Regions from separate parts of the Mus musculus genome. Here all the other regions are linked to region 3. A link is a loop called in an ENCODE intact Hi-C map of the cell type or tissue named here. Cell type or tissue: heart. All regions are shown on one strand.

Evidence for each region. Peaks named below come from ENCODE experiments on the same cell type or tissue, not always from the same donor. Only the 100,000 strongest peaks of a DNase experiment are listed, where the experiment ranks them.
Region 1: a loop joins it to region 3, with 2.6 times the contacts of the local background. A loop is called at or near these places in 7 of 42 quality-filtered maps.
Region 2: a loop joins it to region 3, with 2.4 times the contacts of the local background. A loop is called at or near these places in 5 of 42 quality-filtered maps.
Region 4: it touches region 3 in a loop (3-fold over the local background); 12 of 42 quality-filtered maps call a loop at or near these places.

Annotation. Positions count from the first base shown.
Region 1 is chr4:57,842,441-57,850,440 of GRCm38, reverse strand. The region is part of intron 7 of Pakap (paralemmin A kinase anchor protein); the gene reads right to left. Among named protein-coding and RNA genes, the nearest start is that of Gm26138, 31 kb to the left of the region's middle. RefSeq lists an enhancer at 2,674-4,880. In heart, CTCF peaks have their summits at 701 and 3,155; DNase peaks (open chromatin) are centred at 3,370, 5,280 and 7,520; H3K4me3 peaks cover 3,144 bases; H3K27ac peaks cover 5,266 bases.
Region 2 is chr4:57,856,766-57,864,765 of GRCm38, reverse strand. Pakap (paralemmin A kinase anchor protein) reads right to left here. Exons shown (of 11, transcript NM_001384150.1): 8 at 7,729-8,000. Among named protein-coding and RNA genes, the nearest start is that of Gm26138, 17 kb to the left of the region's middle. In heart, a CTCF peak has its summit at 4,512 (motif pointing right); DNase peaks (open chromatin) are centred at 1,955, 2,745 and 4,205; H3K27ac peaks cover 137 bases.
Region 3 is chr4:57,778,517-57,786,516 of GRCm38, reverse strand. All of the region lies in intron 7 of Pakap (paralemmin A kinase anchor protein), which reads right to left. Among named protein-coding and RNA genes, the nearest start is that of Gm35099, 27 kb to the right of the region's middle. In heart, a CTCF peak has its summit at 4,260; DNase peaks (open chromatin) are centred at 2,446, 3,286, 4,306 and 5,386; H3K4me3 peaks cover 2,447 bases; H3K27ac peaks cover 1,842 bases.
Region 4 is chr4:57,876,856-57,884,855 of GRCm38, reverse strand. Pakap (paralemmin A kinase anchor protein) reads right to left here. Exons shown (of 11, transcript NM_001384150.1): 9 at 1,654-1,832. Gm26138 (a small nuclear RNA gene) reads left to right here and starts at 7,361; the gene lies at 7,361-7,467. In heart, no CTCF peak of the experiment used is centred here; DNase peaks (open chromatin) are centred at 595 and 4,645; H3K27ac peaks cover 545 bases.

The DNA.
Region 1 (8,000 bases), 64 kb before region 3:
GAATACAGCACACAGAAAGCTCCCGGTGGGTGCCTGGTACACAGAAAAGCTGTGCAAGGATCACTCGTATGAGATGCAGCCCACCAGTCCTCAGTACTTACATAGCCGTGGAAATGTCGGCACAAACCAGGCACTACAGCAAGTCTGTCTGTGCTAGGGGCACACTCAGTGCCCGTTCTGTGGGCACACTCAGTGCCACATCCCACTGAATTCGCATCAGCCTTTGGTCCTGACGAGCCTCAGCTATCCCCATGTGAGCTCTCAGCTGACACCCGGAAGACCAAGGCCTCTCTGTTAGAGGTTGGAGGAAAGACAGATTTTACTATTTCATGACTTTGGAATTAAGAGGCTTAGAGAAACAGAGGAGACTTTTCCCCTAAGATCACAACTGGCTAGTCATAAATGTCACCGCTCTTCATTGTATCGCAATGTGTCAGAAGGTCTTCTTCCAAAATATGACAGGAAGCTTCCAGAACAACATGGGAAAGGTCATGAAGAACGGATGGCAGGCTGAGAGAGTGTCTTCCTTTGCCCTTGATCCTTGCTAACTTGAACCTCCTTCGGTCAAATTAGACTCATACTTTAGCCTTAAGTCAGTGTCTTCCTTCCTTATCCAGACTGGGGCGAAGGCAGACTCCCTGGAGAGGTAGCTTCTGCTGCTTCTGCTGCTTCTGCTGCGGAGCACTGTGTGCTGGGCCCTCCAGATGGAGATGCAACACTGCAGTCTGGGCGTCTGCACTTTGGGCTCTAAACTAGAGTCTCTGCCCCTGCTGACAGCTTCCTAAGGATAAGATAACCACAACTCCTACCCATACCACAGTCAACGGCACACAAACGATTCTAGAAGCCTGCCTAGTTCCCATAAAAGATGGTAGCTGACCCTAGACCAGCTGGACCAGTGGATGGCAGCACGCTCTTTCTGTCTGGGCCTGCAGCTGAGCACACCAATCAATACCAGAAGAACTAGAAGTATCTTTCCTCATCAGGTCACACCAGAAAGATGTGCTTCACAACAAGGACAAGAAAAATTGATGATTCTGTTAAAAATGACGAAAAGCCAGATGGGCATCCACACTCATCTTTCTTTGTGCTCTGCTTCTGAGGAGGAGGAGGAGGAGGAGGAAGAGGAGGAGGAGGAGGAGGAGGAGGAGGAGGAAAAGGAGGAGGAGGAGAAGGGAAGGAAAAGGAAGAAGAGGAGGAGGAAGATGTATTTATTTTATGTGTATGAGTGTTTGCCTTCAGTATATATGTGCTCTATGTACATGAAGTGCTGGAAAAGCTTTAAAAAAAAAAAAAAAAAAAGCCTTGGGTGCCCTAGCAATGGACTCAGGGATGGTTGTGAACTCCCATATAGGCTCTGGGTACCAAGCCCAGGTCCTCTGCAAGAGCAACAAGTGCTCTTAACCTCTGAGCCATTTTTCTAGCCCTTTACTCTGCGTCATATGCCCAGAAATAATCGGGCAACTTCAGACCCAGGATGCTGTAAATAATAAAGTCGATCCTGCCATCAAGATAGACGAGATCCTTTCAAAGCCCGGGCCGAAATAAACCTCTCCAGAGAAGGAGGAGGGGTTGGAAAAATGGCTCATTGGTAAGAGTGTATACTGCTCTTTCAGAGAACTTGAGTTGAGTTCCTTGCACCTATGCCAAGAGGCTCATAACTACTTGTAACCCCAGCTCCAGAGAAACCAACACCCTCTTCTGGGCTCCTGGGACATCTGTACTCCCATGCACAAGACCTTCTCCATATACACATGAGTAAAAAATTAAATACTAAAAAAAGAAGGGCTGGAAAGACAGCTAGGCAGTTGAGAACATTGTCATTTTTACAGAGAGGACCTAGTTGGGTCTCCAGCTCACAGACATCTAGAAGTCCAGTTTCAGGGGATACAACACCCTCTTCTGGCTGCAAGGGCTACTACACACACACACACACACAAAACATGCAATACACAAATACACATAAAATGAAAAGAGTACGTCATTTTTTTTAAGGAGTAGTTGTTTAAATTCCAACACTTCACATGTCTGCTCTGTTCATGATGACACCATTTTCTTACTGCCCACAGGTATTTACGTCCCCTCTTGATAAGTGTCTGGCCCGCCATCACCTCCCATGCTCCTAGCCTCAGTGCAGCATGACCCAAATTGATCAAGCCAGGTGTGGGCTGCATGGCCAGGTTTCTCAGTTCTGAATAACCCAGATTACTTCCTGTTGCAGCTACTATAGTTAAATTAGAAATGCTTTTCCCCAGGTAATAGGTGACCTGATCCTTTAATCCAGTTATTTTTAAGTTCCATCAAAAATATGCACTCACTGCTGGCCTAGGATCAGAGGCATGGTTAGAGAATAAAACTTCCTCATAGCTGGGAAATCAAAGGACATCGCTGTCCCTTTTCTTAGCCCTCCCTGGCTTGCATAAGTCACATGTTTAGTAAGCAGGGCACAGTTGCTACATAGCAAAGAACTGGCTCTTCAGGCCATGCGTGGCTACCCTCTAGGATGGTTGTTTCTGGACTCTTTTTAACTTTCTGAACTCAGGTGCCTCCACCACAAAATGTCAATTCAGGCTGACACAACCTGGCTATTGCTGTGGCCTAGGACCCCTTACCAGCGGCATCACCAGCCCTAGAGGAGGCAGACAGACCTTTGAGAGACTGTCTACACAGAGGAAAACAGTGGGGTCTGATGGGGACAGCAGCTGAAGAGCTTAAGTATTATCTCATTAAACTGCTGCCATTCCAGAAGTCAAGCCTGAGACTCCCCCAGGGTGACATATCTTTGCTTGAGGCTTGTTGTCCCCACAGCTCTGAAGGAGGATGGCCAACTCTCCCAAAAAGGGATCTGATAGCTTCAGGGAGATGGGGTCCCCAATCACATGATAAGAACAAGAGGCCCAAGGCAATGGTAATGAGACCTTAGCAACCCCAGGAAGCTTTGCACAGCCTTCTAAGGGCAATGATGCTGGCCTCAAAGAGTTCATAAAGAAAGCTGAGCCCCTGCAAGGTCCCGAGCAGGTAGCTTGCAGCTCCTGCGCCCCAGTGTGTTTGCAGATGGTAGAGTACAGTTTACGCTAGGACTGGGCAGCCCAGTTCACCCTCCCTCGAAGGCACAGAACAGAAATACTGGCTTTCTTTGTTAATTCTACTTCAGGGAAGTACAGCAGAGGGGCCGCATTCCAGGCCTGAATGGCCTTTCCTCTTCCACCTCCCTGCAGAGAGGCTTCCGGCCGGTCCTAGTGTTGACTGTGGGAAACCGAGACAAACCACTCCTGACGGAGGTCAGCTCTTCCAGCTCCCAGCTGAAGGAAGGCAGGCAGCCAGACTACAGACCCCAAACCTTTCTCAGGCAGCTGCAGGCTAAATATAGACCAGGAAAGCTCAAGTCATGGCTTTGACCCCTGAAAGGGGCTGATACTAACAATGCCTGAGCTTCTGTCCTCCCTGAGACATCTTGCCAGGAAACCATCACTGCTTAGAGTGACCTGGGGCGGGGTGGGGCTCGGTTCTTAACATGAAACTCCAACCCTTTGGTGGCAAGGAGTTCCAGCCCCATTGAATAGTCCCAAACTTTTTTTTTTCCCCCTGAGAGCTTCGGTGGGCTTGGCCTGAGCAGAGCATAGTAGGTTTGGTGCGTGCCTCAAGGGGGGCTCTAAGACTGGATAAAAACACTTCTAGAAGGCGTGGACAGGGAACAAAGTCACCTGTGTCTTGGCTCACATTCGAATGAAGAACTTTTAGGGTAAGGGAGTTTCTGGACCACAAGCTTTTCCTGTTAATAACGACCGACCCTTCCACTTCTAGCCAGGCTGGAAGACCAGGCTCACTTTGCCGCGCTGCATATCTGACATCTGGAAAATGTTAAGGTGATGTTTAACACATTTACAGCTGGGGCTTTCTCTGAAAGAAACTGGAGACAGTGTGTGTGTGTGTGTGTGTGTGTGTGTGTGTGTGTGTGTGTGTGTGTGTGTGTGTGTCGAGTGAGGAGGAGTGGGCAGGGCCGAAAGGAAGGAAAGAAGTTGTTGCTTGGCTGAGTCCCTTGCTTAAAAAGCTGCTATTTCTTTCTTTTTCTCCCCTCTCTTCTTTGGAGACAGGGTCTCACTCTGTCTAGCTCAGTCCAGCCTCTAACCTGCTATCTGGCCTCAGCTTATATGTGCTTGGGTGATAGGTGTGCACTTCCTTGCTGAGCTAAGGGTCCCTTCTTTCTGAGAACCTTTGGAGGTTCCCTAGAGGAACACCCGAGACTGGCTGTTAGCTCAAGATTCCCATGAATGAGAGAATAAGGTTCTCTCGAGCCTTCTCACTAAGGCTGCTTGGAAGGAAGTCCCCATACCCTGGAGTAAAGCAAAAGGACTTTCTGAGGAATAAATTCAGCAGGCACAAACAAACCTAATTTAAGTTCTTCCCAACTTCGCTGCAGCTCTCTTGCTCTTAGGTAGTTCCGAACTCTGGGTTCCTGCCTAGCCTAGGGTCATGATGACAGGAAGAAAAGTTGAGACTACAGTGGAACTCAGAGAAAAGAAAACTGTGCCCGGAGTAGGGAAGTCTAACTTTCTGTGCACAGAGATGAGCCTGAGGAGGGTATCCTGACATGCCACGGCACATCCAGGAACAAAGCCCCAAGTCGCCTATTGAATGCCGTGAGCTCCACACCATGGAAACCGTTAGCCCACTGTAGAATTCATCAGGGAGCTCTTTGAACAGATACAAGACAACTAGAGAACAAGTTACCAGAGTCCCTGGGTCCCGCCTAGGCAGCTTTCTGAAGTGCAAAAGGGACATGCAAATTCTCACAGACTCAGACAGTGTCTTTAAGGCATTTTCTGTCACACACGCAGCTTCGGTCTGTATCTGCAGTATTTCCTCTGCCTCTTAGCACCAAGGCTGGGAGCTTGACAAGATTCACAGTAAGAAAAAAAAAAAAAGAGAGCCGTAGTAAGTGCTCAGCTGCCCACCACGCAACAGGAGAGGCCTCCAACTCTCTGCAATAAATCCAGACCCTGACTCCCTCCTCAGAGGAGGCTCTGGCCTTGAGAGAACTTTCTCCTTTCAGAACAGAAAGCAAAGGACCATGAGACCAACTGGTCATCAGATGTGTCTTACCCTACCCAGAGCAAAAGCCCAGTGCACGCACCTCCGGGAGTCCGCAGTCAGAATCGCCTCTTTCTCTAGACAGATTCCAGTGCTCACACTGGCTCAGCCGGGACAAATTCCTTAGGAGTCTCGGGACTGGAGACTGTGATGTCACCGCGGGCCCTCCCTCTGTTCCCTAAAAGGCCATTCACACCAAGAAGGACTTTAGTCCCCTTCAGAGGAGCCTGGCCCCTCCCTAGTCGGCCCAGGATGGGAGGGCAGTTGCTTTCCTGCCTGAGGCAATGCTAGCGGCCTTGGTCAGGCTCCAGGGCTAGGCAGGGAAAGAGCAAGAGCCTTGTAGGTGCCGATGTGACCTGTTATTGGGGCTTCTTTAAAACTCAGATATGGGCTGGCGCTCGCTACTGAGTCTGTAAAAACCTCAAGGATTCTAAACAAATGACTGCCTTTTTTATTCTTTTACACAAGATCTCACTGGGTAATCCTGGCTGGTCCACTATATAGACAAAAGTGGTTTCGAATCAGTGAAATCCCCCTGCCTCTCCTCCCTCAGGTTGAAGTTAAAGATATGTGCCACCTAAAGCTAAACATGGGACATCTGTATAGCAAAACTCAAAGAAAAAAAGAGGTAACAGAAATGAATATTTAATGTAGCTGAGCCCAGACAGTGTATGTATATGCAATGAATGTGTCCTGGTTAGGGTGTCTAGTGCTGCAATAAAATACTATGACCAAAAAAACCCAGCCAACCAACCAACCAAACAAACAAAAAAAAACAACTTGGGGAGGGAAGGGTTTATTACAACTCAAAACTCCATCTCTGGACTGGAGAGGTGGCCCAGTGGTTAAGAGCACCGACTGCTATTCCAGAGGTCCTGAGTTCAATTCCCAGCAACCACATGTTGGCTCACAATCTGTAATGGGACCCAACACCCTCTTCTGGTGTGTCTGAGGGGAGTGACAGTGCACTCACATAAAATAAATAAATAAATCCTTAAAAACAAAAAACAAAAACAAATTCCGTCTCTAAGAAAAGTCAGAGCAAGAACTCAAGACAGGAACCTAAGTTTGGTGTCAAGTTAACAAAAACCAACCAGTATGCAATGTGATAGTCAACTTCTAACGTTCCATGCTATCCCACAAGCACTTTCTATGTTTAAAGGTTTCTATATAATTACTTACTGATTCATTTGATTTTGTGGTGCTAAGAATAGGACCCAGGGCCTTGCACGTGCTAGGCAAGTGTTCTACCCAGGAGTTCCTCCTTAACCCTTCCATTATTGTGACTGTTATTTTAAAATTTGTTACAGCACCTCACTAAATTACTCAAAACTGACTGAGCTCGCTCTGCAGACTATGCTGGTCTTGAACTTGTGATTCTCCTGCCTCAGCCTCCCACGTAGCTGGTATTAGTACAATGCATTTTAACTGGGTATATGATAGTTTACAGAATCCTGGGTGAAGTGGCCTCACCACTGAATAAAAATGACAGATAGACAGATAGGTAGGTAGGTAGATAGATAGATAGATAGATAGATAGATAGATAGATAGATAGATAGAAGACATGACTGCTCCTAAGAGGTTTAGGTTTTTATTATAGATACACGAGATATAAGATATGGATATAAGAGAGGCAGAGACATCTAGAAGAGTCCAGCTGGACCTTGCCGGCAGACTGAGCTGGGCCATGAGAGGAGAGGGCTAAGTGGGGAGTGAAGAGTGGGAAAGCCAGAAAACCAAGAGAAGAACCAGAAACCAAGAGAGCAGGAGGCCAAGAGAGTGGTGTAGCCAAAATGGCTGAGTTAAATAGGTGCCAGAAGAGCTGGGGCTGGAGAGTTCAGGGGAGGAGGTAGGGTATACCAAGCAGAAGGACCCTGTAACAGGTAGGGACTCAGGGATGCTGAGACCACCTGGCAGCCAGAGTCAGCTTTGATATGTTAATAGGCACACCCCAGCTAGCCATCTGTCCTAGGTTTGAGACCTAACAACCACTCCATAGCTGACCAAGAAAAGAGCAATATTTGCTTTGGGTAGAGGTGCCTGACCCAAATGCATCTGGTTCCCTGGCTTGTTCTGTCAGAATCAGATTCTAGAACCACGTAAGTATCCTGGAGCAGTGCCCACTCTCTGAGGACACCCACTGGCTCCAAACCCTGCTTCCAGGTCCTACACATCTCATTCCCTGGAACTTCAGGATGACCTGGAAAAAAAAAAAAATTCAGGGCCTAGCTAAAGCTCTGGCTGCCTGGAAAGTGAGTCAGAATCCTGGGTCAAGTCAACACCACACCGTGATGAACTCATTTTCTTTAGTGAGAGAGACAAAGAACATCAGGTTTACAGTAAACTGGGCAGGGAAAGGGACATGAAGGATATTACACGTCCCGAGAGGCCAGCTGATCTGGGGTCAGTCTGAGAGCAATCTGTTCTGGTGACAGAATAAATAGCCCAATGGATTGCAAGCAGGGTTCCCCAGGGACCTCTCAGGACCCTCCTGGGCACAAAGTGTCAGGGAGGCTTCCTTTGACAAATATTTATGACATCTAAATGACATTTCTACACTTGGACATACCAAGGAATTTCCTAAAGCCCCGCTTAGTGATACCAGAGCTCCGGGGGGAACTCTTGGAGCCTTCGGAATAACTGGAATGTTCTGCTGTGTAGCTGAAAGGCACTTCAGACGCCACTTAGCAGTCTTATGTAAGATGAGATAGGAGACTCACACTGAGGAACGTCACTGGTCTGCTTAAGCATGAGGGACCAATACTGGTCATGGGGTTCCAGACACTCAGGAGGCTGAAGCAGGAGGATTCCCTGAGCCCAGGAACCCCGGGGGCAGCCTGGGCAAGAGGAAAGAAAACAAAGAATGAGGGACGAGGAGGACTTCCAAACCACTGTGAGGCAAGGATGC
Region 2 (8,000 bases), 78 kb before region 3:
ATCCAACTCACGATCTTCTGGGCTCCTCCACTGCTGCTGCTCTTGGTGGTCATCTCATGGTACTGGCAACTCTAAAACACTGCATGACCCCTGTAGTCCTGGGCCATCAATTGCAACTGAGGCTGCACCTTCACCAATGGCCTTCCATGGCCTCTCACAGTGCTGAGCCTCAGCTGCTCTGCATGACCCCTTCATGCCTTCAAAACCAGTACCACCTGGGTGACCCTTACATATTACCAAGTCCTGCTGCAGCAAGAGTACAACCTTGGCTATCTCTGGAACACAGCCTCTTTGTGCTTTCAGAAAACACTTCCCAGAAGATGTCACCTCAACGATGCTGGTCTCTTCTTAATCACCGCTAATTTTCTTAGCTCCAGCTAACCAGTATCAATAGTCCCAGTACTGCATAGGTTTTGCTTTAGTAGTTCTGGTATCTTGTTAATCACAGCTGATTCTCCAGCCCAGCTAACCAGAACCACAGAATAATCAAACTCCAAAATAGCACTGGCCCTTAAAAGAGTCTTTAATTTTCCCTCTGAAATTTCACAAGCCAGGCCTCCATCTTCTGCACTGTTCTCAACATTATCTTCCAAGCTCCTACACAACAGGTGACAGAGCTCTTAACACCAAATGGATCTTCTAGCCCAAAGTTCCAAGTCCTTCCACAGTCCTCCCCAAAACATGGTCAGGTTGTCACAGGAATACCCCACTCTGCTGGTACCAATTTGTCTTAGTCAGGGTTTCTATTCCTACATGACCAAGAAGCAAATTGGGGAGGAAAGGGTTTATTCAGCTTACACTTCCACTCTGCTGTTCATCACCAAAGGAAGTCTGGACTGCATCTCAAGCAGGGCAAGGTGCAGGAGCTGATACAGAGGCCATTGAGGGATGGTCTTTACTGGCTTGCCTCCCCTGGCTTGCTCAGCCTGCTCTCTTACAGAACCCAAGACTACCAGCCCAGAGATGGTCCCATCCACAAGGGGACCTCCTCCCTTGATCACTAATTGAGAAAATGCCTTACAGTTGGATCTCATGGAGGCATTTCCTTAACTGAAGCTCCTTTCTCTGTGATAACTCCAGCTGTGTCAAGTTGACACAAAACTACCCAGTACACCCCCTTAGCCTAAATATTTGGCAAGTACCAGCAATTTAGCTTATTTGTAACTGAGGCATTAAAACATCAAGGAGCCATGCAGATTACCAGGGTAGCTTTGCTACACTTCTGCAGCCCCCCTTCCCCCAGAAACACACACACACACACAGACACACACACACACACACACACACACACACAGAGAGAGAGAGAGAGAGAGAGAGAGAGAGAGAGGGAGAGAGAGAGAGAGAGAGAGAGAATTGATATGATATGATATGATATGATATGATATGATATGAATTGAAGTGAGATGCTTTGCTTTTTCTGAAAGTCATTACCATACACAGGCTTGTCACAGAGGATAGCTGGGAGTCTAATTCTCAGGAGAATGGCAATATGGTTTTCCTTTGCAAAAGCTACATAGATACATGGATAGATGAATGGATAAATGGAGGGATAGATAGAGATAGATAGATGATAGGTAGATAGATAGATAGATAGATAGATAGATAGATAGATAGATAGACAGGTAGGTAGATCCAGTGATGCCTGGGCTATAGAGTAAAACTTTGTCTCAAAAAAAAAAGTTTGTGTGTGTGTGTACGCACTCATGTATGTGCATGTTTGTGTGTAGGCATCTGTGCACATAGCCTCATGTGTTCCTATCATTTTGACCATTATTTTGAAGGGCTTTTGGAAGGAGTAGGTGACAAATGGGAACCCATGAAGTAGCTAGTACTATACACAGCTTTAAGGTCTTGTGTTAAGTTTCAGCTAGCATGGCTTAGATTTACATCAGCAAAGAATGTTCCGGAAACAGCGGTGGACACCAACCACCTGTGGGACCTTCCACACAAAGCTTATGCTACTTCACACAGCCAGCTGGACTTGGCCTGGAAGTGAAACTCGAGTTCCTAACAATAGATACACACACTGAGAAGTGTCTGCTGGTGTCCACAATATGCAAAGACTGGGAAGCTCTTAATTAAGTTCGTAATTCTCACGTGAGTTTAAAAGGATGTTTGGGTAACCCCCCAACCCCATTCTCTCAAGGGAATTTTACCCTAATATATGTGTTTCCCATTAATTCGGCTCATAAATCTGTCAAGGGACTTCTTTTCCCCCTTTCTTTCTCTCCTTTTTGAAACACTAGGGATTGAACCCACTTGCGCATGCTAGGCTAGTGCTCTACTGTTGAACTCTTCCAGCTCTTTCCCTCTTATTTTATTTTGAGAAAGAATCTTGTCAAGTTGCCTAAACTGGCTCCCAGCTAACTCTAGCCTAGACGGGCTTCGAACACCCCCTCCCTCAGCCCCCCAGGCAGGAATTATGGGCCTTCACCCCACTCTTGTAAAAGGAGGGAGTGAGGAACACCATCCAAATGTCTTTTCAATATCCAGGGAATGGGGGTTTTTAGGTCACAGCACCCTCGCTCTCAGCAGACTTTGTCTGCTTACTGTTTAGGATCCAGCATGTGGCCAGCATGATTTCTACTAGATAAGGAGCTCAGACATTATCTTTCATCACCTAATATCATTAATCTGATCTGAATCACACAAAACCTACTGAGTCACTTCTGGCAGGAAACATGAAGCGGTGCAGAGGAAACCCTAGCAATATTTCATTCATGAGACCCATGTTGGAGCCAGAAGTTCCAACCCACAAATTGCCGGAGTAATGTGTCAAACTTCCTCCGGGATCGCAAACTAAGTAAGAGGCCGGCTGGCCAAGCAACACTCCAGAGGTTTCCAGGCTCGGAAAGAAAGAAGCCTGAATTTGTATTCACTTTAATTTTGGTTCCTCTCTCCATGCTGCGATCCTAGGACACCCCACATTGTATCTTTTCTACATATTCTGAATGTAAATACGAAGGAGTGGAGTCTGTCCACATCACACTATGACTATGACTGTGTTCAACGTAATAAGAAAACCAGGACAGAACATAAACTCAGATTATTTCTCTTTCTTTCTTTCTTTCTTTCTTTCTTTCTTTCTTTCTTTCTTTCTTCTTTTTTTTTGGGGGGGGTGGTGGTGGTGATTTGGTTTGGTTTGGTTTGGTTTGGTTTGGTTTGGTTTGGTTTTTCAAGACAATATCTCTCTACACATAGCATAGCCTTGGCTATCCTGAAACTCACTATGTGAACCAGGCTGGTCTCGAACTGGATCTGCCTGCCTCTTGCCTCCTGAATGCTGTGATTAGAGAAGCATCAAGCAGTTAATGTCTTCTTACAAGGATGAAAACGAGCACAGTGTGACTAAGACACAGGGAGGGAGATTCACATTCCTAAAGTGGGAGGTTAGGTTCTAAGGTCGCTGGGACCGGGTAACTGGAGGTCAGTGAGCCAACCCTGGCACTCGGGCATCTTGTACAGTAAATTCAATCCTTGTAGGGGAGGCAGGAAGCCTGACAGGCACACCAGCTGGGGGAACCAGACTAGGCAGCAGCATCTCCTTACACCTAACAATTGTTTACATGGCAGAAGTAAAGCTGGAGCAATATGGGGACGGATTCCATTAAGAGACTGAGTGGAGAATTCGAAATACCCCCTGCTATGGTCTGGTGTTCCGGGAACCTCACAGATACATTGAAATGTAGTTACGATTGTATGCTATTAGGGGGGACTTTGGGAAGGTGATCAGACCATGGGGTCAGAGGCAACATGGATAGTATTAATGTCATTATGAAAGAAGACACAGGGATCTATTTAGTTGCCTTCCCACCACATGAGTACATCAAGAAGGGGTTCCCTCTATAATCTAGGATATGGGTCCTTGCTGGGACCTTAATCTTGGACATCCCAATCTCTACAACTCCGAGAAATTTCAATAATTTCTATTGTTTATAAATGACTCAGCCCCAAGTATTTTGTCATAGTGAATCAAATAGTCCAATTTGCCCATCAGCTACATGGACTTCCAGAAGGTTCCACAATGAAGTAATGCAGTTGACGCAGGCAAACCATGGCTTCCATGCAAGCAGGAGCCAAGAAGCTCACAGAATGTTTCTCCATCAGTTAGGCTTCCAACTTCTGGGGAGCACCATCACTGGCCTGTGCAGTAGCTCCCAAGCTGGGGCTGCAATCACATGGTACAAAGACTTTTCTCCAGGACAGGATGCTTAACCTCCATCTCCGTGCCAAACCAGCTCCAGCCAAAACAATTCCAAGGAGAACTGGACCAGTAAGACTTGTTGGGGAAAGCCAAGTTCTTGTGGCTAACCACTGGAGAAAACTTTCCCTGATAGTTTTCTTGCCTTAAGCACTTAGCTGGCTCTGGCCTGTGACCCGAAGGCATTAAAAACCCATCGAGGAAGTCTCCGAGCTCTTCCTCCTCCACAGCCCACCCTTCCCTTTCCTTCCTGAACAGCTCGGTCCAAGAGTCATTAGCTGGGGCTAAAAACCATGATGCCAGCAGAGGGCCTGGGAGGAGAACGCAGTGGCCTATGGAGGACTGTGGAGTCAGAGCAAGGTGGACAAGGGACAGCAGTGACAGAGGTAAATGGAATGCAGGAAGGGGAGGCGATCATCTAGAAATGAATACTGGTTCATAATTTAATGAAGAAAATAGGAGCTTGGTTAAATGGTGTGGGTAGAAGGGCCAAACAAATACCACACTGAGGATATCAAGGAGTAAGCTGCAAATATGGAAAGGGCAGGAGCGTTTCCTAGAACACTGGCCTCTGAGCAAAACTGCCGCCATCTGCATCAGACAAGCTGCACCTGCTTACATAAGACCATCACCAGCATGTCTGTTCCCTCATAGGAAGCGCAGATGGGGGAGGGTCCCTGGACCCTTACCCGAGATTCCCAGTACTCTCTCTTGCCCCTCCCAGCCACAATCTATGTAATTCTGCACACAGCCTCCAGGTCTCAGGGGTCTCTAGAACACATAGACTAGGGAAGGTTAACCAATGGGGGAAGCTACATTTATGCAGCTACGGGGAAGCCATCATCCAAGCTAGGTAAAGACTTAAAGCTTTGGGGTCAATACACTCCTGTAAGCAATCCTTTACCAGTGCTCTATAAATAAGTTCAATAAGCTCAATGGTCCCCTAGGATGACCTTTGGAAAAAATATACTTTGGTTTGACTTTGGGAGTTTATAAAGATGGGGTGAAAATTGTCTCCCCAGGGAAGAAATTTTTATGACAAATGTGAATAAGTCTATTAAAGCAGAATTAAAAGATCCCCGACTGAGTAGAATTGCTTACCATGCACCCCTGACAGTCTGAGCTTGACTCCCAAGAACCTCAGGGAAAAGCTAGATGGTTGGTGCACATCTGTATTCCCAGCACCCCCACAGTGAGAGACTGGAGGCAGAGATGGGAGAATTACAGAGAAGTCTGAAGATTGGCTAGCCTGGGCTACACAGCACAGGTGCAGAGACAAGAGCCTGCTCAACAAGATGGAAGGTGAGAACTGATTCCTAAAAGGTGTCTGCTGACCTCCAAGTCCACACCATGACATGGACACTCACAGTCTCCCTCTCCTTTCACCACTCCCATGCCACTAACTTTTGGAAAAGATCTCTGCATGAACTCTTGATTTCATAGATAGATAGATAGATAGATAGATAGATAGATAGATAGATAGATAGATAGATAGATAGATAGATAGAAAAACATAGATAAGATAGACATAAATGTAGATATGCTTAATCTCCAAATATGTTCGTTAAGCCTGCCTTAGTGGACAATCCAACATTGACGCACATGCTGATCTTGATGTATACATCCCATTCCACTGTAAGAGAATAACCGCTCTTTGCTCTTTGGAGATAAGACTGATAAGTACGAGCTAAAATAGAACACCATGCAATAACAAAGCAGAGGGAAATGCTGAAAGAACTGCTTCTCAAAAAGACACAAAAGAGATCTGGAAGGGATTTTCATACCATGACTAAATAAAATGAGGATAAAAATAACAAGACGAATGAAAACTAGTTATTGAATGTAATGGGATTCCATGAGACCATATTGATATAAAGAAATCCTAGACTTCCAGTCTGATAAGGAGTGGGATAAAGAGTCCAGAGTCAGGTGTGTCTAAACAAAATATGTATTCATTTCAAAAGGAAAATGTAGCTTCTCTGTGAGAAGCCTTTCAAACACTCCTTAATCAAGTGATCGGAAGTTGATATTGAATGGTCAAAACTAAGATCTGTCTATCCCAGAACGAGCTAATACCACGTGCTACTTGCTTAGACACTGTGAGGACGCAGCATCAATTTGGCTGTGCTTTCCCCTAGCAAAAGTGAGATGTAATCACACAAAAGCATCCCAAAGACCCAATGTGAGGGGTGTGTTATAAAACTCAGGCAGTAGAGCATCACGGTGCCCAGTGATTCTCAAGCAGTCTAGAATAGAAACACACTGTCCTCGAGAGCTTTTCTTTAGGCTTGCGATTATCTCGAATCTTAAAAGTTAATAATAAAGAATGAGTCTGTGCCATTGTAGATTTGATGGAGGTCAAGGGTCAACATGAAGGGATTAATATGTAAATGAACCAAGTTAAACAGTGATGGTTACCCTTTACGGTAATGCTTCTTAAATTATCTTTGATGAAGGATCAGCTTCCCCACGAGTCTACAGTAAAACACATGATCCCACACTTGGGTTTCAGGATGATATCCAATGTTCTACCTACAATGCTTTCTTCTAAAGCCCGCACTTATCTCGGTGTGAACAATACAATGCATGGCCCAGTTCTGAGCCCACTCTGAGGAGCTCATCTCTGAGACAAGATGAACAGAGCCCCAGGTGCTATCATATCCACACGGGAAACAAAAGCTTCTGGTCACACTGTTAGCCACAGTGGCATTCACGGCATTGCCGTCTATACCCACAATTCAAGAAAGGGGCTGCCCAGACAATAGAAGGAGATTCAATATGGCCCTTCTGCCTGTAGTAGCTTCACTTTTCGAAATGGACAAGAATGAATGGAAATGTCCAGAGCAGACACATGTATAGGCTGAGGTTGGGGAAACATTCTAAGATAACATCTGAGGAAGGCACTGCTAGGCAGTCTCATGGTGCGAACATCACAGAGCAGACTTAGAATCCAAGATGGCGATGATTGCACCGGGTAGTTATCTCAAGGGATCCCAACCATAAAGATGGTCTATCATCACATGAGTGTAACTGGTTTGTGATCACATAAAGGAAGTCAAACCCAACTGAAAGGAAAATGGACAGAGTATCTGCAGCCTGCAACCCTGAGTTAAGACCATCCCGGCTAGGAAGAAAGCCGGCACCCTGAAAGGGGTTAGTAGAACACAACACATCCCCCAAATTTGATGGGTTTAATTTAACTATAGCTTTTGAAGGTCCAGTTACTGATCTGAAGACACAGAAAGCACAACAGCCCCACTCTGCCAAGGTCTGTGCCTCACTTGGCCAAGATGCAGCCCTCCGAGGGGTGAAGGGAGGAAGCTTGTACAATAAATAAATCAAGACAAGGCTGACTGAGAGGCAAGGAGCCCTCATATCCACTGAGAACAGCAACCATGACCCAGACGACACCCTAACACCTCTGCTGTCGAACTCCTCTTGCCAAAAGCATAGCGGAGGCTCCGCATGGAACCGTGAACGGAGTCACTTTCCCAGACACCTGGATGCAGGATGTAGCTGCTACTCACCTGGAGCAGTCTTGTAGCAGGTGGTCCTAGAAGGCAGCGATGGGGCGTTCTTGGCCCTGGGGCTTGGGGTGCTTTGCCTCACTTGTCTCTGCCGCTTTAGCTCCTCCTCCCTTTCCTGGGCTGCCCGGATCTCTTCTTCGATCATGGACAAAGTCCGCTGCTTCCTTGACCTCAGTTTGAAGGGCCCAACCATGACATCAGACTCTTGAGTCGCCAGGAGGGAGGCTGTGCTTCTCAGCTCAGCTGCCTCTGAATACTTGCTGAAGTACCCT
Region 3 (8,000 bases):
CCCTGAGTCTCCTGTGGTCCTTTGGAAAAGAGAGCACCATCTGCATATCAATCCATCGATCGCACTGTGGGTCAGTGAGTGAACTTAAAGCCAAGATTTCAAGATTTGTGGCTACTCAAAGTGAAAGTAAAGATGTGTAAGAAAGGGTGACACATACGTGACACATTCATGACACATGTGTGACACACTACAGTTTCCATGACAAGAGACTTTTGTTTTTTGTTTATTCTATCTTATTTTATTTTCTTTGCGTGTGGGAAGGGGACTTGCAAGGGTGGGGCGGGGAGATGTGGATACAAAGGGAAGGGGTGATGAGTGGGATGAGGGTGCACAGTATGAAATTCACACAAAAAAATCAATAAAAAGATTAAGAAAGAAAGAGAGAGAGAAAGGAAGAGAGAGAAAGAGGGAAAGGAAGGAAGGAAGGAAGAGAGAGAGAGAAAGGAAGGAAGGAAGGAAGGAAGGAAGGAAGGAAGAGAGAAAGAGAGAGAGAGTGAGAGAGAGTGAGTGTCAGAGTCAATGCAGAGCCAGCACCAGGACAGTGACTTGAAGAGTAAGTGGGAGAGGAGGGGACAAGACGCCAGACAAAGCACACACCACCAAGTGAAAAGGACAGGCACCAGAGGCAGGCACCGGGCTCAGAAAATCTCCACAGTCATCTTCTCTATCAGTGCAAACGAGGGAAGTGAATGAGAGACAGGACAGTTACTGGCACCTTAAAAAACAATAAAACAAAACAAAACAAAAAATTCTGTAATGCCAGGACTCCAGTGACCCAGGGAAGGCTTCCAAGATTCTATCTCAAAATTCTAAAATAAAACAAAATCACTCTTCATGTATAAAAGACAATTCGGTTGTTAATCTTTATGCTAGTGGCTAGGTTTTCATTCATTCATTCATTCATTAAAAATAATAACAAAATAAAATACAATAAGATAAAACAAAGACTACCACATTGAAGTTGGACAACATAAACCAACAGAGGGAAAAGAGCCCAAAAGAAGGCACAGGTATCAGACCCACTTGCTGACACATTCAAGAATCTCATAAAAACATTGAACTACGTATAAGCGCATGGGCCCTGGTGCAGGCCCGGTGCATGCTGCTTCAGTCTTTGGGCGTTCCTACGAGCTTTGCTCGTGTTAATTTAGAGGGCTCTACATTCTTGATGTCCTCCATCCTCTCTGGAGACATTACACTCTTTCTCTCTCCTCTTTCTTCGAGTTCCCTATCTCTGAGGGAAGGAATTTGGTAGAGACATCCCATTTAGGGCTGAGTGTTCCAAGATTTCACTCTCTGCTTAATGTCTGGCTGAGGGTCATTGTATCTGCTCCCATCTGCTGCAGAAGGAAGCATCTTTGTAGACTGCTGAGCAATAAACTATGAGCACACAGGATGTCGTTAGGCATCTTTTTTAAAAACCCTCTCTTTCTTGCTTGCTTTCGCTTTATAGAAAATCTGCCTTTGGGTGTTGGGTTTGTAAGCATAAACAAAACATTTCCTATCAAAACTTACTAAAATTGTTGAACTCCATACATACATTAAGCAGTCTCTTCCAAGTACCAGTGGCTGGCACAGAACCCATCCAGTTATCTAATCACATCGGTGACTCTTGTTTTTCACATCAAAGAAACAGTCATTCTAGGAGCCGACTGGGGTCACAGCATCAGTTCTGCTAACATTGTAATATGTGGAAATGTATTTCAAGCAAGGAACCAGACAGCAAACAGCAATGCTCCTGTTCCAACTATTAAAAATCTCTTAACCCAACCTTCATCCAAATTCAATTTCACCTTTATTTAAACTTCTCATTACCCTAGTAAGCAGAGGTGACTAATGACAACTGTGATAGAAATCTGGGCCATGAGTATTTTAAGAGCCCATTAATTTTCATTTTAAAAAATGTGTGGTTGGCGACTTTTTGAGACAGGGTCTCTCTCTCTGTCGCCCTGGCTGACCTGAGACTCACTATGTAAAGCAGGCTGCCCTCATCCTCACAGAAATCTATCTACTTCTGAGTGTTGTCATTAAAGGCATACGCCCCGCCCCCCTCCCCAAGATAGGGTCAATTCTGTAGCTCAGGCTGACCTGGAACTCAAAGTCCTTTGGCAAGCCTCCTGTTTCTGCTTCTACTATACTGAGAGGACAGGCCTGAGCCAGTATTCCCTACAAAAGCCCACTGACTCTATGAGGATAGCACACAACATCAGCAACAACTAGAAGGTCCACAGTGCTAATGGGTTAGCCCTATAATAAAATATTGAATGTTAGAGAAATACAACAACCAGCCCGGGTCATTTGATCAGTAAGTTAAGACAGCCTGCTTCACCTTACTCACTGGAGATCCTCGGGCTACTGGGTCAGAACAAACCACTTATGAAAGTTAAATGAATTCTGACAACACCACTCCGCACTCCGCAGGCAGAAAACACCGCCAACTGTCATGCCAGAGCTATGAGATAATGGGGATTTCAAAATGTTTGTCCTACTCAAAGACCAGCCAAGCTGTTCGTGATTGCACCTCAGCATCCCAGAAACCAGACAGAACTCCATGGTGCAGAACTCTGACTGGGGCAGAGATGGAGACCTAGACAGGTGCTCCTGGGCCACGGCTAACTCGGGGTGGGAGTGGGGACATGTTCCACAGGACTCTTGAGGTTCCCCCTTCCAAGGGAGAGGATTCTCATTTTCTCTCTCTCTCTCCCTCCCTCCCCCCCCCCTCTTTTAAAGAAAAGGATCAAAAACAGAGTGGAGAGCAAGCAGTAGAATCAGAACATGAACATCTGTGTTAAAAGTAATCAATTCCTTCCCATAATACTATAAAATCTAGTTGGTCAAAACCGGGAATGCCGCCAGACTTAGAGAAAGAAAGGATGTTTGGTTAAAATGGAAATGCTGCCAGGAAGGCAAGAGTGATGCTTAAGTGAATTCAGAGCAAAGGCAAGCCGGTTCCCCAGGCGTGTTGATGGCAGGTGCATAGCATATATATCTCTTCAGCCTCCAGGCGCCTGTGAGCACGCGCTGAGACAAAAAGAGCTTCCAGAGAGAAGTAAAACTTGTTCATGGACTCAAAAGATACAATACGGCACATAAAATCAATTTTTCAAAGGCAAACGCCAGTAGTAAATTTGCTGGATTATAGCCACTGGGCTTGGAATGGACACGGGGGAAGGTGCTGATTTGTCAAAGTCCCCAGTATGCAATCTCTGGGGACAAACGCTACCGGGTCTGAGGAGAGAACCCACTGTCATCCTTTTCACACATGCTTGGGATGATGGATTGTCGGGCCTAGTGAGTAGTAGTGTGTTCATCTGTGCTGTGTAGCTCGGCGACCCAGCTGCTAGCCCAGCCCGGTTGGCTCATCACTGGCTGCTCCGACCCTCACCCGCTCTCATCCGGCCACCTGCGCCACTGCTCTCCAGTGAGGGTTCCCGTTCTCACGGGCTTCGTTTCGGTCTCTTCTAATCCACTGGCTTTCTCTAGAATTTCCCAGGGCTGCCAGAGTCTCTCCGCTCTTATCTTTGCCAGCGTGCCTCCTCTACGGACTTTAAAGGTGGCACTTTCCTCTGCGACCTGCTCCTAAAATTCCCCTCAAAGTATTCGCAGATTCTCAACCGGGCTTCACTGGAGATGAAACCCCAGTTCGAACTCCTCAATGCCGAGCCTCAGGACAGACGATCCTGCTCACCTCGAGCCCCCACCCTCCAACCTTCCTGACCTTCAGAACCGTTGCTTCCTCCATCAGCTAAGAAGTTCAGCAGCCTAGACTCCAGTCCAAAAGTGCTCCGGCTGAGCACCCTAGGCCTCAGTTTCCTTGCAAAGCTATAGACTTCTAAAGATGCCGCCAGCACTGCCACCCCAGCAGGCAGGAGTTTTTGGCTAACTGACCTCGGTGGCTTCGTCTACCTCTACTGGCTCTTTTGCACAGCCACATTTGATTTCACCGTTTTTCCTGTATATCTCGGCGGAAGGTGGGGCTGTTTATTTTTTAAAGCATATGTAAGTATTGAATAAGCCCGGCCATGCCCTAAACCTAAAAAATTCAAAGGCATAAGGACCTTTCTAGCTCGAATAGCTTCCCAGACAGGATCCACTAGACACAGACTTGAAGACCCTCACAATCCACCTTTTCCCAGTGCCGGAGAGCGCTCTAGCCCGAGTTCCGAACCGCCACGCCCCAACTTGAACACCCACCTCTAGGCGCCAGTTCCGAGGGCGCAGTACTCCGGCTCCGCTCCAGCGTGGTGCGGCTGCCGCCTGCTGCTCCCAACGTCCAGGGAAAGGCGCGGCACAGCCCCAACCTGGGGCCAGCGCATCTGCCAAGAGCAGCAGCCTCTGGGCTCGCCTGGCACCCGGGAGCCCCGCCCACCCATCCGGGCCCGCCCCACTCCAGGCCGGTGGTCCGCCCTCCGTTTTCATTGCTCCTCCCCATCCACCCATACCTCCTCTTGGTAGCTGGAACAGAACATGAGCCCTAAGAAATGGTGAATGAATGCATGTATGTATGTATGCCTGCATGAATGAATGGAGAAACCGAAGTGATGGGAGAGGTGGCAAGAGAATGTTTCCTAACTGGGGAGGGCGCCGCGTGTCTGAGTTAGTGCATGGGTGGGTGTCTGTGAAGGCGTTGCCGCATGTATATACATATATATATATATATATACATATATATATATATATATATATATATATATATATATATATATATATATATGTGTGTGTGTGTGTGTGTGTGTGTGTGTGTGTGTGTGTGTGTGTGTGTATGTGTATGAGTGCGTGTGGAAGTATGTGTGGGAGAAAGCCCTGACTGGCCCTTGGTTAGAGCGAACATAGAGGGATTGGCTGGGAAGTGTTTCTTAGCTATAATAAGAGTTTAATGTGGTCCAAAGGCTGAGATGCAGGTAGAGAGATATTCTGGAAAATCTTTGGTTTGTACATCTTTCAGGCTGCTGTGGCTGTGCAGCGGTCGGTCGGTGGCTTCTGGTGTCAAAGCGTGTCTGTTAACAATGCCAGAGTTGGGGAAGGGAGCAGCTGAGGCTCAGGGTTTGACTCCATTAGGCAGGTGGCCAGCCATCCCTCATTTCAGAGAGGTCTGAAATTTCAGTCTGTCGTCCCCTCCCCCGCGATGAATATTTAAATAATGTTAATGACCTTTGGAAAACCGAGCAGTCTAGAAGTCCTTAGAGAGGACACCAATATACCCATAAATGGCCCAGACAGAAAACAGCATTTTCAAAAAGCAAGCTATTGTGCGTCTTACTCAGCTTTAGGGCAAGTTTTCTGCAGAGGAAAAATCACATCAAGCGGAGTCAGATTCAGCTGTTCACCAGGGAAGCGCTTTCCCGGTGATCCACAACCTCCCAAGTCTGACTCCTTTATAGTCCCTGGGGCTTTTCCAGTTCGCCCTAGCCATCCCCTCCTCCGCCCACAATCACAAGGCCCGGGGCTCAACTTCTTAAAATCTGTTTGAATGACAAACACAGCGGGAGAAAAGTCCAAGTCCCAGCCGGATTTCATTTCCCTAACTTCCTTTGTATTGGAAATCTGGGACCTCCCCAGGTTAGGGAAGTGAAATCAGACTGGGATTTCCCTAAAAGCGTCTTCACTTACGGGCCAGGGAACCAGACCACCTCTGAGAAGGGCTTTCTCCTGCTTGAACACTTCCCCAACGCTGACTTGGGGAAGCCCGTAAAGTCTTCCAGGGAGAATTGGATAGGTTACTTCTCCGTTGCCGATGAACAGAGCCAATTTAAACCAGATTAGATTATATTAAAGTCAGGATTAATGGGAAGCTGCTCTTGACTGGTCTCAAGGACCAAGGCCAGGGAAGTCACCATGGGGGAAGGGAGGATAGTGGAGGGAGAGAGAAGGGGGTAGAGAAGAGGAGAGACTAAAACATCTGGATTATATAGGGAAGAGCCTCTGGGGGAAGAGCAGCCCAGCCCCTGGACTGGAAAGTTCAGGGTTGGGGGCAGGGTATGCCCGTTAGGGACTGAGGGATGCTGGGAGAACCTGGAAGCCAGGTCTGCCTTGGTATGTAAAATATAAAAATATTTCAGTCCCTTGTCCCCGGGGTCTGAAACCAAACAGACTTTCCTGACTCTCATTCTGCCTTTCCCTTAGCATTTAGAGATTGTCTAGTATGCCGTTTTGTTTTGCTTTGCTTTGCTTTGCTTTGCTTTGCTTTGCTTTGCTTTGCTTTGCTTTGCTTTGCTTTGCTTTGCTTTGCTTTGCTTTGCTTTGCTTGGGCTCTTTTGAGACAGACTCCTCTTGCTCTATAGTCCTGGCTGGTCTGAAGAGGCCACTGCGCCTGCCTTTCACCATTGGTTTTTTCGTATTTTTAGATACTATTAGATTTCAGTAGTATTTATTATTGGCTAGCATCAACTTACCTCCCTTGCTGTCTTCTTTCCCTCTTCCTTCACCTCCCTCCTTTCTTCTTTCTCCCTCCCTAGTCTATAATCTCAGCCCTTGAGAGCCAAAGGCAGAGACCCTGCTATCACTTAGACATCAACTTGGAGAGTTCTGGGCTATCCTGGGCTATAATCTGGTGTGTTCTGAGCTAACCTGAGCTACAGTGTGAGATCTTCTCTCAAAAAAGAAAAGAATGCTGGGCAGTGGTGGCGCATGCCTCTAATCCCAGCACTTGGGAGGCAGAGGCAGGCAGATTTCTGAGTTCGAGGCCAGCCTGGTCTACAGAGTGAGTTCCAGCACAGCCAGGGCTACACGGAGAAACTCTGTCTTGGGAAAGAGAGAGAGAAGAGAAGAGAAGAGAAGAGAGGGGAGGGGAGGGGAGGGGAGGGGAGGGGAGGGGAGGGGAGGGGAGGGGAGGGGAGGGGAGGGGAGGGGAGGGGAGGGGAGGGGAGGGAAGGGAAGGGAAGGGAAAGGAAAGAAAGGGAAGGGAAAGGAAGGGAAGAGAAGGAAAACAGAAAAAGAAAAAGAAAGACATTGGGTGCCCTACATCCCGAACTATTTTGAATACATCAGTATCACATGAGAATGCTCCCTGCAAGAAGTATGCTTGGGGAGGTATTTATTTCACAGCCCACAGACTAGACAAAGAAGGCCTCCAAAATCAAAGCAGAGGTGATGTTCTATACAGACCCCAACTTGGCAAGTATTTCATCATCTCCCTCTCCTCGTACATGCCTAAACTAGAGTAAGCATAAAAGTTACTAAGGAAATTTGTTTCATTACTGAGCAGTGGTGGCCCACACCTTAAATCTCAGCATTTGTGAGGCTGAGGGAAGAGATTGGTCTGTGAGTTCTGGTCTACAGAGTGAGTTCCAGGATAGTCAAGGCTACAGCTACACAGAGAAACCCTGTCTCAAAGAGAGAGAGATTGAGATTTGCTTCATCATTAGAATTGAGTTAAATGATGAATTATTTATTTTCCAAAGCAATGTCCATGTTCTATTTAATTTTCAAGTTTATAGCATTCTATAGAAAAAAAAAAACAAAAAAAAAAAAACAAAAAACAAAAACAAAAAACCAAAAAACTAAAATGCTAGTAACATTGCCAGGATAAAACTTGTTCAATACACGCTGATATTATATTAGAAAACTTTTATGTTACTTTTCAAAATATTGAAGCAGTAACCATGCTTAAACTTATTTTTGGTATTATTTAATGTGTGTATGTGAGCACCCCCCCCCATAAGTCTCTGTCCCGAGATCTGATGCATGGTGCAATCTTTTTGTAGCATACCTTGGCTAAGCTGAGCATTTTACAACTAGCTCCTAGATGTGTTTTAGCAGCCTTTTAGTGAAAATAAACAGCTCCCACTCCCATGGATGAAACAACCTGGAGGAATAAATGTCACCTGCTTGTGAAAGCCCTACTTTGTCCAGGACAGATGGCCCTCCGTGGTAGGCAGCCTTCCACAGGGGTTTTGCTGTGTCTTAGGGAGAGGTGAGATTTCTTTCACTACAAACTAGGTGAACATTTTTCTTTTGTGACACCTCTCAGCTGTTGGAGCACTTTAAACAACACTCTGGGC
Region 4 (8,000 bases), 98 kb before region 3:
CTTAGCCAACATGTTCCTTTACTTGGGTGAGATAGAGACAGGAAGCCATTAGCAATTGGAGAAAACTGGGCCCCATTGGCACCTGATGTGGGTTCCTGAGTATCAGAGTTTACCAGAAAGGGGTGCGGGTGGGGGGTCTAGTGTTCTGCCTGTGACATAAGTACCTCTTTCCACTATGTCCCAGGCAGACCCTGACCATGTTATCTTCCTACTTCCCATTTCCAATGTCTGGGGTTACAGGCCTGTGCACCAGGCCTGGGGATCACTTTCCTCCACTTAACATCAGCACTCCAGTGCAAAAAAAAGCACACACAATCAACACAGAATGCACTGAGAAAGCGTTTACGTGGGTCATGACTGAATGGCCCAGGGCTCTTCAGCTCATGGTCAGCAAAGCTGCTGCTGTACACTGTTGAATCAGGTGGAGGGAAGAAACCATATGCTTCTAAGACTGCACTTCAGTCGGCAACTAAAAACACCTAAAGAAGGACTCTACACCCAAAGGGGCTGCTAACATGGTTGAGTAGACAGTAAGCTGCTGGCACCTGTCCAGTGAAATGCGGTAGAACTGTCTGCAGCTGCTACCTAAGCCAGGGCTCCATCCACAGAGGAGCCTCTTGGCCTCACAGCAGAGATATTCCTTCGTGATTAAGAAGAGGGGTGTGTGTGTGTGTGTGTGTGTGTGTGTGTGTGTGTGTGTGTGTATCTCTTCTTTATCCCTCTAGCTGAAAAGGGGCCTTCAGCATCTGGCATTCATCCCGGAAACTCTCTAACTTGGGATTATCCAGCCAGGAGATGAAAGTCATTGAGTTGGCAGGGACTTCCTACTGTGAACCTCAGAGCATTCAAGTTGAGGGTAACTGCATAGCTCATCCAAACTTGGAAGAGTGAAAGGGGATGTTGTTCATAAACACACAGGTCAACAGGTAGACACTAGGTGGTTTATCAATCCAAGCTACTTGTGACCTCAGTATAATGGAGGAGGGGGGGGTTTCCGGGGGTGGGAGGAGTACTTTGGTGAAAGATATAAGATTGAGACTCTAGGGTGTTTATACATAACCTGGGGCTGCCCCTCCTAGGCTTGTGGGGAACCCTTCAGAAAGACCTCTTAAATCTCTTACTGGACAAGGAAACCACAGTGCAGATGACTTCCTTTCATAGGGCACACATCCAACATGTACAGAGTTGGGAAGGTTGAAGGGAGAGGGGTAGTTGTGTGGTTTTTAGCAGTCATTTAAAATGTCTCTTTCCTGTCCAACTACACACACAAAGAACCCCAAACAGACCTAGTCTCTTGAGCAGTGTGCGACATATACGAGGATAGATCACAATGCAGCTTTTGAAGCCTGAGAGCACATCCAGAGAGACTGCATCCTTCTTCGATGTATTGCCCAGGCACATCATCTTCCTCCACCCCACCATCTCATGGACCAGCCTCGCCCACCACCTCAAGCTTGGCTTAGCCACCAAACAACCAGCTCTTGATGATAGATACTTAGTCCCCGAGGCACATTAAACCACTCATTTGAAAATAGGTTTCAGAATCATGAGGCAAGCAAGAGAAGCAGATAAATTGCACACACATCCAAGATACAGGCATGCCACACTCAAGGTCACCTTCAGAAAAGAGAAAGGAAAGGAGGAAAAACTTACACTACTATCATCCATTCTCTCGCGCCTTTTAGATTTGTGGGTCTCATAGTCTTCCATGAGGGTCTGCATCAGGTTCTTGGGCCGCTGGGTTCCGGCAGCCTCTTCAGGGGCTAAGTCAGGCTGTAAGCTGGGACCTTCAGTTGTGGGGGATGGAGGAGGTTTGACTTTCTCTATTTTCCCTGAAACAACACGAAGAGAACACCCTTTCTAAGCTCATCTGCTCAGCAGGCACTGCTTGTAGAAGGAAGAAAAAAAAAAAACTGTCTCTCGGGCACTCGCACACACTTGCAAACTCAAGAGCAGAGCGGAGTCATGGTTAAGTCAAAGGGTTTCATTAAGAGAACGAAGTGCAAACCTGTTCAACACACACCACAGTGACACCAGAGCTAAAGTTCACTCAAATGGGAATGGCAGGCACTTTGCAACATGTCAGGCAGGCAGGCAGAAAGACAGACAGACAGACAGACATTAGCTCCAAGATTGTGGAGACGAATTCTCTCAGATAGTATCATAAAGCTGTCAGAGGTTGTAGCACTGTAGAAACCAACTTCTCACAGGTAAGGAAGCTGAGAATCTACAAAGGCCACTTGAGCCAAAGTTTGTCCCCAGCACTCCCAGCATCCTTTGCCCCCTGCATCAGGGGTAATCAATTACTAGTTGACCTGCCCTGGTATAGAGAAGTCTTTGAATGAGAATAAGACTCCAGCTTCTCAGGAGACACCAGGCTTAATTAGCTAACTTCTTTCATTTATCTTACCTGCTAGAGTCCCAAAGACCTTTTGCTAAGGTCCTAGACTTTCTGGAATGAGTGACAATAGAGGTGGAAAGGTAAGATTGAGCTCTTGAGATCGCCCCTCAAGAGTTGCCAGGTGGGGAGATTTGAGCAATGGTGTGGGGCCTCTAGGCATACTCAGCATCCTTCGAACATATGCCAGGCAGATAGACACTGGTTCCAAATATACAGGGACACGTGTTCATTCACAGATCACAACAGTAGGCTGTCAAGAGGAGTTGGCACCTTGGAGATTCATGTTTCTTAAGACAGTATCTCACGATGTGAAGGATGGCCTTGAACTCACATAGCCCAGACTGACTTCAAAACTCACTTCTGCTTCTTCCTCCCAGGCGCTAGGGTTACAAGCTCAGCCACGATGCCTGCTTTATGCCTTGCTGGTGACTGAATCCAAGCAAGCGCTCTACCAACAGAGCCCTTAGCTCCTAGAGACCCACTTCTCACAGGTGGTAAATCCCCAGCCTTCACTTCTAGATCATCAAGGCATGCGTGGGTGGATTTTAGTGCTACAGAGACTCAATTGCATCTCTGAGATGGAGCAATAGTGAACAGTTTTCTTATACATCTTTAATCCTAGCACTTGGGAGTCAGCGACAGAGGTAGACAGATTTCTGTGAGTTCCAGGACAGCCAGATCTACACAGAGAGAGCAGAGTTGAAGAGGAGGTGGGAAGTTTGAAATAGTCTTCTGTAGCCTATGCTGGCCTTGAACTCAGTATGTAGCTAAAGATAATCTTGAGCTTATACTCTCCTTGAATGCTGGAAATATAGGCATATGCCACTATATCTAACTTTAGGTTGTACTGGGGACCAAACTCTGGGCCTCATGTATGCCAGGCAAGCCTCTACCAACTGGGCCACAACCCCAGACTCACAATGGTCTTTTAAATGAAACTTTGAGAAACAGTACATGAGAGTGGTAAGCATGCATGCTCTAGATCTCGAGTCTAGAGCCAGTATGCTGGAGTTTGAACCCACTACTTACCAGCCATCAGTCAAATAGCTCTGGGCCAGTTCCTTACTCTTAATATTACATAGTTGCTATAAAGACTAAGTTAACACTGGTAAAGGTTAATATCCAGAACAGAAAGCATCCAATGACTGTAGCTGCTATTTGACCGGAATCTGAAGAAATAATACAACCGTGGGGTGAGACTGTGTAATCCCTTGGGCATTCTACATACGATCTGTGCAAGTCTGGAAAGCCAGAAACGTTGTTTCACACACTGTCAGGTTGGTGACTGTTGCTGGCCACCCTCTCAAATGTCCAGACCATCTCCCATCAACCCTTCTTCCAACAGTAAATGTCTAGGAAGCAGAGTAAACTGTCTACACTTAGCTTCTGGTTTTCACACTGATGTCTTTGCCAAATAAGACTTTATTTTAAGGTCTGTGAAAGCCGTTTTCTTACTATACTGTTTATCATCTCTGGATACTGAAGTGACTGTCATCTGTAAACTGTAAAAAATCACAGGAAGACACAGATCATTCCAATCGTCTATAAATCCTTTTCACTCATTTCAGTGAGGAACCTGTCACAGTGGGGTTTCTATCTGTCCTGACTCCTGGATCCCAGCAGAATAAGGGACAAGGTAAGAGTCAGTATGTACTTAATAAGCCAATATGTTTATTATAGAATGCATACAACCACTTTAGAAAACACTGGGATCAACACTCCCCCACCACCAGAGAATCCCAGGAAAGAGGTCCCCTCCCAACACTTGGAAGTCAGAGGCAGGAGCATCATCATGAGTTCAAAGCAGCCTGTGCTACACAATAAATTCCATACCAGCCTGGATTACAGAGTGATTCTGTAGTCAAACGCAAGTGAAAAAACACAAACATACACAAACAAACTCTGGGATTCAGACTGCAGGACTCAATGCTCTGGAATGATCCTAAGGTTGTTCTTACGGCAAGTCCTTCACGACCCTCATGACATTTAATTCTTACATGCATGATGGCTAGACAGAGTGGATAATTATGGCTCGGATCATGAAAGCCCAATGCTGATTCCAGCCAGCATCACATCTGAGAACAATAGTCAGAGTTAGTTCGGAATTTTGGCCAATTCCAATATGATGGAATGAGAAAGTTCCCATAGAGAAGCAAGTAGGCCATTAGAAAAAGACAATGCCTGCCTAACAGAAGAAAACCTATGGAAAACCTAGAACAGAAAGTAATGCCAGCGACGGCCAGTAGAGGTCGCAGAAAGCAAGGCTGTCTTAGCTGGGCTGGAGGAGGAGCCTCCAAAGAGGTGATTGGTGGCAGAAGAGACTTTGGATATTCAACCCCAAGGAAGGAAGGTCGCAGGCCTCAGAGACAAAGGAGAAACTGGTTCTGTTCTACAAACTTGCTAACTTGGTCAGCTCTCTATCCTGGGCCTTAAGACCACCAAGCATCCTCCCTACAGTATGGTACAAGTCATGTCTTAGAACTCCATGCCCCATCTTAGGAATCACACAAGTCACTGGAAAGCTGAAGAATGGGAACTGTTCCACACCTGACTCCTTCCTCAGGGTCCTGAGTTCAGAGTCAAAGACTTCTCATAGGATTATGGGAAACGTGTGGTATTTCCCCAACACAGCAGTTCATGGGGTCATTATAAGAATGAAATGTGGCTGGGCGTGGTGGCGCACACCTTTAATCCCAGCACTTGGGAGGCAGAGGCAGGTGGATCTCTGAGTTCGGGGCCAGCCTGGTCTACAAAGTGAGTTCCAGGACAGCCAAGGCTACACAGAGAAACCCTGTCTCAAAAAAACAAAAACAAAAACAAAAAGAATGAAATGCATATGTCTGAATAGTGAGTCACATCAATCTATGTCCTCACGAGGGCCCTACAAGTTCTATGACCTAGGGGACGTGTATTAGAAGAATCTGCAAACTGTGGAGTATCCTGGGTGTTGTGTGCATCTCATGGCTCCCGTATCCTTAGCTTTCATCCCAGGTTGGCCCATCAAACTTTGCTCTTCTTGAATTTGTCTCTTCACTGGGTGAATGATCAAGTACCTGAAAATGGCCTCCCTATTCAGTGATTAGCATCCTGCTATCCAGACGCGCCCTGGACTGGAGAGAGGGCCATCTCACAGAACGCCTGCATCCCTGGGAAGCAAGAGCAGACCATGCCAGGCAGAGCTCAGGGTGGGCTTCTGTTGGTTTAGGCTGAAGACTGGGGTTGACACATATAAAGTATGGAACAGGTACCGTGTAACATTATGCAACTGTCACAAAGAAACCAACAGGACAAAAATCAGCCTGCATTTCCCAGTAGACAAAAGGAAACATCTTCAACTTATTTCATAAACATAGTCCTGTCTAAAATAATGGAGTAAATTTGAGCCTCACATTTTGGGGGTAATTGAGGGCAGGCAGCCCCACACGGCTAGGGTGATCTCTATTACCCTGGCTATATGAAATAATCTTCAGTGCTACAAACAAATCAATAGCATTACATAAACAAACTTGTCAAACAATAGGTTTTTTAGAAAGGTGTGTGAGGGCCAGCAAGGTGGCTCAGAGCATAAAAGTATTTGCTGCCAAACCCAATGGCCTCAGTTCAATGTCTGGGACCTATATAGTGTAAGGGGATAACTGACTCCTGCAAATTGCTCTCTGACCTCTACATGTGCATCAAGGCATGTGCACACTCACACCCACCTATACACCCACACACAATAAATATGTGTATGTGTGGTAGTTTGAACAAGAATTGCTCACATAAGCTCACATATTTGGATCCTTACTCACCAAGGAGTGGTACTATTTGAAGGAATTAGAAAGATTAAGAGGTATGTCCTTGTTGGAGGAAGTGTATCACTGGGGGTGGGCTTTGAGGTTTCAAAGGCCCATGCCAAGCCCAGAATGTCTCTCTCAGTCTCTCAGTTTCTCTGACTCTCTCTCTCTCTCTCTCTCTCTCTCACTGTCTCTCTGTCTATGTCTCTCTGTCTTTGTCTCTCTCTGTCTCTCTGTCTCTCTCTGTCTCTCTCTGTCTCTCTCTGTCTCTCTCTCTCTGCCTGTGAATCAGGATGTAGCTCTTAGCTACTGCTCTAGCATCTATCTGCAGGCAGGCATGCTTCCTGCCATTATGATAATGGATTACACTTCTGAAACTGTTTTAAATGTTTTCTTTATAGGAGTTGTTTTGATCATGTCTTCATGAGGACTCGCATATGCACCAACTAGTAGTTAAGTGACACTCAGAAGTGATCAGGAAGCTACAGTGGGGAACCGGGTTAGGTGAGAAAATGTCCGTGTTTTAAAGCGACACATCTTAAATGTTCCTTGGGAGATTTGCTTTGAGGGGAAGAAAGGGACAGATGAAGCATTCTAAAACTCACCCAGCTGTTGAACCAGGACTTAAGACCGGGAAGCTGGGAGCTCACTGTAGCAAAATTACTTTTTTTTTTGAAAGATTTATTTATTATTATAAATAAGTGCACTATTGCTGTCTTCACACACACCAGAAGAGGGTGTCAGATCTCATTACAGGTGGTTGTAGCCATGATGTGGTTGCTGGGATTTGAACTCAGGACCTTCAGAAGAGCAGTCAGTGCTCTTACCCACTGAGCCATCTTGCTAGCCCACAACATTACTTTTTATGTCTGTGATGGTCCCTAACAAATAAGATGTACCAAAATGTGAAGAAGAAAAAAGAAAGAAAGAAACCCTTTACTTTTGTGTGTGCGTGCATGTGTGACTACATGGGTGTGGAACGATTTTACCAGCTGAGTCATCTTGCTGGCCCTATGCTTATTTTTTAAGAAATAAATTTAGCTATATTATTAATTTAAAATTTTTATCTTTACTTTTTCACACAGAGACTTTTTAAAATTAAAATTTTCCTTTTTATTATAACTTGTTCATGGTTTTTGATTACTGTTCTTTTGTTTGTTTTTGGTAAAAATAAAATGTTTTGGTGCTCGCTTCGGCAGCACATATACTAAAATTGGAACGATACAGAGAAGATTAGCATGGCCCCTGTGCAAGGATGACACGCAAATTCGTGAAGCATTCCATATTTTTACAGACTGGCTACACAAACAGGACCCAACATTCTGCTGCTTACAGGAAACCCATCTCAGGGAAAAAGACAGACACTACCTCAGAGTGAAAGGCTGGAAAACAATTTTCCAAGCAAATGGACTGAAGAAACAAGCTGGAGTAGCCATTTTAATATCGGATAAAATCGACTTCCAACCCAAAGTTATCAAAAAAGACAAGGAGGGACACTTCATACTCATCAAAGGTAAAATCCTCCAAGAGGAACTCTCAATTCTGAATATCTACACACCAAATGCAAGGGCAGCCACATTCATTAGAGACACTTTAGTAAAGCTCAAAGCATACATTGCACCTCACACAATAATAGTGGGAGACTTCAACACACCACTTTCTTCAAAGGACAGATCGTGGAAACAGAAACTAAACAGGGACACAGTGAAACTAACAGAAGTTATGAAACAAATGGACCTGACAGATATCTACAGAACATTTTATCCTAAAACAAAAGGATATACCTTCTTCTCAGCACCTCACGGGACCTTCTCCAAAATTGA